2 separate regions of the Homo sapiens genome follow, and region 2 is linked to region 1. Evidence: read pairs that join two places in POLR2A ChIA-PET (ENCODE). Cell type or tissue: GM12878. All regions are shown on one strand. Links, peaks and the distances in the headings refer to the core of each region. The heading gives the core; the rest is flanking DNA.

The links. ChIA-PET counts read pairs that join two places held together with the same protein. Peaks named below come from ENCODE experiments on the same cell type or tissue, not always from the same donor. Only the 100,000 strongest peaks of a DNase experiment are listed, where the experiment ranks them.
Region 2: POLR2A ChIA-PET joins it to region 1 with 6 read pairs; 2 of 35 experiments call an interaction of 5 or more read pairs at or near these places.

Annotation. Positions count from the first base shown.
Region 1 is chr2:197,888,082-197,891,009 of GRCh38, forward strand. All of the region lies in intron 1 of PLCL1 (phospholipase C like 1 (inactive)), which reads left to right. Among named protein-coding and RNA genes, the nearest start is that of PLCL1, 85 kb to the left of the region's middle. RefSeq lists enhancers at 926-1,015, 1,276-1,325. In GM12878, for the core only: no CTCF peak of the experiment used is centred there; a DNase peak (open chromatin) is centred at 1,130; H3K27ac peaks cover 537 bases.
Region 2 is chr2:198,001,463-198,004,390 of GRCh38, forward strand. The region is part of intron 1 of PLCL1 (phospholipase C like 1 (inactive)); the gene reads left to right. Among named protein-coding and RNA genes, the nearest start is that of PLCL1, 200 kb to the left of the region's middle. In GM12878, for the core only: no CTCF peak of the experiment used is centred there; no DNase peak of the experiment used is centred there; H3K27ac peaks cover 402 bases.

The sequences.
Region 1 (2,928 bases), core at 124-2,623:
ACTGTCTGAAAAAAAAAAAGGAAAAAATCTTATTTTTACTAGCGGTCATTTAATTGAGATTGAGCATTTTCCCCCCAAGTGTTTCAAAGCTATTAGCAATAATTTTTTTTGTGTGTAAACTCTCTGGTTGTATTTCTCACCTAACTTCATTGAATTGTTGGTCTTTTTCTTTTCTTTTTTTTAATTTGTAAAGATTCCTCATATGTTAAAGATAGGTAATTAACCCTTTCTGCCATATGTGTTTCAAATATTTGTTCCCAGTTAATTGTTATGGTGTTTATGAGCAACCGTCTACATTAAATTAGGTGAAAGTGGGCTTCATTAGAAACATTAAGGGCTTATGAACTGGCAGAACAGCATGGAGAGAGAGCAAGAAATTGAGAGAAAAGGTCAGAGGTTGAGTCATGGAGCTGGGGCTTTCTAGCTTTATGATCCTGGACAATCACTTAATGTCAGGAGACCTCAGTTTCCTCAACTATAGAGTGAGGATAATTACAATACTTCCTCATAGAGTCATAAAGATTTAGTGACATCATGCATGTTAAAGTGCTCTATACATAAGACTAAGTGAATATTAGTTTTTATTACTGAACTATCTTGCATATTGGAATACAATACTTCAGGAAATAGAAATTTCTGTCTTCAATTATTTTTTGAAAGACAAAACTAATTTTTATATTTCAGATGTTTTTCTGCTGTTAGCATATCTCATGATTCCTGCTGATTCCATAATTAAGGAAGACAAATTTCTTTCTAATATTGGAATTAGAAATAAAAGATATGATTATTAAATGCTAATGAGTAATAAAGGATTATATGATACTAGTATTGAAAAGTAAATTAATTATATTAAAATGATAAGGCTAAATCTTATTTCCTTTTTCAAAATGTCAGTGGAAAAATTTGCTAAAATGCAGTTCTTTTATTTGCAGTTTTTTTAGATCATAAAAATAGAATGTTTTCAGTTTTGTATATGTGTAAAGTGAATGTGTAGAATTAGAGCTTTAAAAATTTTTGATCTGGAAACAACCTAGACATCATCTAGCCCCGGGCTTGTTTTTACAGATGAGGAAGTGAGAAATTCCGAGAAGCATAGTGACTAGTGAGTCATGTGGCCATTGCAGAACAAAAGGGAAGAAATTTTCTGTCTCCTGTCTCCCAGTGTAGGGCCCCTTTCACTGTCCTATGTCATTTGGATGCATAGGTTGCATTTCTGCTACATGTTTGGGGTTTATGACACTAGCTATACTCCTTAAACTTGTTAAATGAACAGCCATGGTTTTCTAGCCTAGAGGGAAATAAGTTGTACTCAAACTCTGCTCTTTTGGAGATATGATTTTGAGCTGCTTTAACCAAAAAAAAACAGGCTTTAAAAGCTCTTCCTATACTTCTGCTTACACTGAGTTTTAATATTCTGTCAAACATTTTAAACTTTTTTCTCCGATTTACTTCAGGTTTTCATAGAGTAAGGACATTTTAGAAGAACCCAAGAAGCAAATATGTTCAAGTTTTTAGGCTACACCAACACACATTTTTTCTGTTGATATTCAAGCATAATATATATTTAAAGCATTCAAAGTTGATCCAAACTATAATAAAATCCTAGCATGGCTAGCAAATTTATTTCAGTTTTTTTTTCTTGCAAATCTTAGTTTTGTTTGTGTTTTAGGCTAAATGTTAAAATTAAGGAAATAAATACCAATAAATTGACATGTTCTTCCTGTGGTTGGTGTGATTTTAATTTTAATTTATTTTTCTTTAAGCTATCTTGAGTTCATGTAAAATATTAATTGAAATGAAAGTTGCTTGTAGGTTTCTTATATAGTATAAGAAAAAAGACTAGAGATATCCCTCCACCTCCCCATTCATCTTTCTTATAGCAGAAGCAGTGCCCCAATTTGGTGATAGTAAGAGAAGGTCATTGACATCAGCTTGCATACGCAGCTTTGGTATCATGCTAAATAGAATAAGACAGTATTTAATAAATTCATCTTGGACAGTGAACACTTTGAAAGGTGAGAGAAGAGCCAACAGGGAAGGTGAAATGAGTTTGGAAGCTGATTTTCACAACTGAAAAAATTGACAACAGATAGTTTCTTTATGCTGAAACTAATTGGTATTGTCAAAATTGAGCTATATCATTTCCACTGGAAGCCACAGTTCTTATTAGAAAAGTGTTATGAGATAAGATATTTAAGGCTATTTAAATATTCGTATGAATCCCAGACAGTAGGAGGAACAGTTGTGAGAGCCAGTTGCTAAGGACAACCCATTTCCTACTTTCTTCTTCTCCCTCTTAGCAGCAACACCAACCTTTGGATCACTGCCAACCTTTGGAAATCCCTGTCCTTGGAAGGAGAATAAATGAAGCCATCATTTACTGTAACAGCATTTATTCCCTAAGCATTTAAAATGGGAAAAGCTTTAAAATGTAAAAAAGATATACATGCTTATTATACAAAATTCAAATTAAGAAATAAAGAAGAGAATAAATGTTATTCATAAACCTACCACCCAGAGATAACCACCGTTAACATTTTGGTGTATATTCTCCAGGATCATTATAGACTTATGCTGCAATTGGCTTTTTTATTTTTTTGCTATATATATATATATATATACACACACACATATACGTATATATGCATATGTACGTATATATGTATACGTATGTATATATACATATATACACATATATATGTATATATGTATATATATATTTGCTATATATGTGTATATATACATATATGCATATATATATGCACGCATATATATGTGTATATATACATATATGCATATATATATGCACGCATATATATGTGTATCTATATATCCTGGGTATCCTTCCAATCAATAAATAATCAATGTCATTTTTAATGAATGCATATTCCACTGGATGGTTGTACTGTAATTAATTTAGGTAGATTC
Region 2 (2,928 bases), core at 140-2,639, 110 kb after region 1:
TTCCCATCACTACCTCATCTCAAAGATAATTATCCTAACTTCTAACTCCATAGATTAATTTCTCCCATTTTGGAACTCTTAACCAATGGAATTATACAGAATGTTCTCTTCCCTTTCTGGCTTCTTTGACTCCTATTATGTTTGAGAGGTTGATCCATTTTTTTTCTGTGTAGTTGTGGTTCATTCATTCTCATGGCTCTAGAGCAGGGGTTCCCAAACCCCGGTACGGTCTGTGGCTTGTTAGGAATCAGGCCCCACAGCAGGAGGTGAGTGGTGGGCAAGCGAGCTAAGCTTCATCTGTATTTACAGTCACTCCCCATCACTCACATTACCACCTGAGCTCTGCCTCCTGTCAGATCAGTGGCGGCATTAGATTCTCATAGGAGCGCGAAACCCTATTGTGAACTGTGCGTGTGAGGGATCTAGGTTACGTGTTCCTTATAAGAATCTAATGACTGATGATCTGTCACTGTCTCCTATCACCCCCAGATGGGACTGTGTAGTTGCAGGAAAACAGCTCAGAGTTTCCACTGATTCTTCATTATGGTGAGTTGTATAATTATTTCATTATATATTACAATGTAATAATAATAAAAATAAAGGGCACAATAAATGTAATGTGCTTAAATCATCCCAAAACCATCTCCACCCCCTGGTCCATGGAAAAATTGTCTTCCACAAAACCAGTCCCTGGTGCCACAAATGTTGGCAACTGCTACTCTAGAGTGTCCTATTGTACCCCACAATTTATGTATCTATTCTTCAGTTGATGGGCTTGTGGGTTGTTTCTAATTTTTGGCTTTTATGAATAGTGCTGCCATGAACATTCTTACATGTGTCCTTTGAGAACATATGTATGCATTTTTGTTGTATATATATCTTGAAATCAAATTTCTGGGTGGTAGGATGGGTATACAAAGGTTTGATTTTAATAAATAGTGACAAATAATTTTCCAAAGTGTTTGTACCAATTTACATGACTACAAATATAATATTTTTTAACATCTGTAAAATTGTTACATTCATAGTGGGATATACAAAAATACAGCTTGAATCATTGAAAACTGGGTTTATGTTTTTCTCTTTTGTTGACATTCTATTTTAGTTATGTTCTTAGATTGCATGGAATACAGCCTCATTTCCAGTAACTTAGCTTGTGGGGAAGAAGGGTGTTATTGTAAAGATTCTTATGCATATAAACTCAGAAAAAGCTAAACAGTGAAGCTTTAAAAAGGCCAGAAAAATGTACAGGTGCCAGGCTGTGGGATCTTGAGTGTTCTGCTCTTTAGGATTGATTCTGGTATCCTGAGGGTCTGTCCATCCTTGTGGGACCTGTATTCTGCAGGCAGGTACCATAAGGTACTGCTGTAGGCCAGCATCATTCTGAGTGAGCATCTGTTTTGTTTGGTTGCTCTTCTACCATGCACTTTGTTAAACATTTGGTCATCATCCTGCTTAAGGGAAGCCCATATTTGCAATCATTTGTCAGGATTTCCAGCCCTCTATGTGAACTATGTTACCATTTCTAAGCAATTAACTTCTGGAAGCTACCTGCTCTCATTGGTCCCTAAGGAGTAGATGGATGTACTGTCCGCCCTTCTAGATTTAGAGGTTGTTAGATACTCTGTATTTATACTAGATGCTAAATGAACTACACAGAATCATAAGAAATTCATAAGAAAACTTTAGCAATCACAATTTTTTAACTAATAATGTGAGTTTTTAAATAATAGACATAATTCTTAATGTAAACTTCTACTAAGACTACTTTACAATTTTTTTTAATATCTTAAAAAACAAGGGGCACTTCTTGCCATTTTGTGCTAACTTAGTCTTTATTGGTTGAACTAGTGCTAGGCAAGGAAGGAATTAGCTATAGGGAGCAGGGAAGACAGATCTAAACAGTTCTGCACTTATGAGCATATTAGTGAATAATAGAGATGCTCCTTATGGAACCCAGGCATGAAAACCATCCTTGGACCTGTCACATCTTGGAATTATGTGCTGGACTCTTGTATTGGTTCGTTGACTTTAGTTGTAGTTTAGGAAGTGATAGCCAGAAACTTGAACTCTTGCTTCTAGCTTTTAGACCTTCTACTTAAGACAGAAGAACTATGTATTTCACCTCGTCTAACTTCTAGTATTTCAGATAATTTCTTCTCAGATACTTTTTTTTGGCTCAACCTATGCTTAATATTTTTAGCTAATGCTCACTCTGTCATCATTAAAGTGGTTTGCAGAAGAATATATGGCCTACGCAGAAGAATATATGGTCTATGCAAATAACTTCTCACTGTACATTCTCTATACAGACCTATACAAATATTTTCATAAAACTTCTGAGCTGGAGGTGGAACTATTACAAAGTGTTGTGGTTGAAAAAGGTTGATGGATTGAGGTTATTCCTCAAGACCTCTTTCCACCACAAAACTGAATATCCTAATTAGAGAATCCATTAGAAGGAACTTGACCAAGTCTGTGGCTTAATTTATGCCTCAAAGTGAAGTGATTAATATTATTCAATGCATGCATAGGACCAGAAATTCTTATTTGAATAAGTTATTCAACTTATAGGGTAATTAAAAACTGAAAGTAAACTGTCATTTCACTGCTATATTCCTATATATTAAATTAAACTTTAAACATTATTTAAGGATTCAATGTAATATATTTAGCTTTTTTTTTTAAAAGCAAGTCTGGAAGCTGGGCCAATTTCTACAAATGTTCTGCTCAGTAGCTAGCCTTTTGTGGAAACTCAATAGATCTTAAACACTTGGTTCATTTAAATTACTCTTCTTTTTGCTTTCAGGAAAGATTGAGAAGAGTTACAGGGAAGTTTAGTGGATTAGTCATTCAGTTCCTTGATGGATCACTTGCATGTGCCAATGCCAGGGAACATTTAACTGATTAAAACATTCTGAATGAATT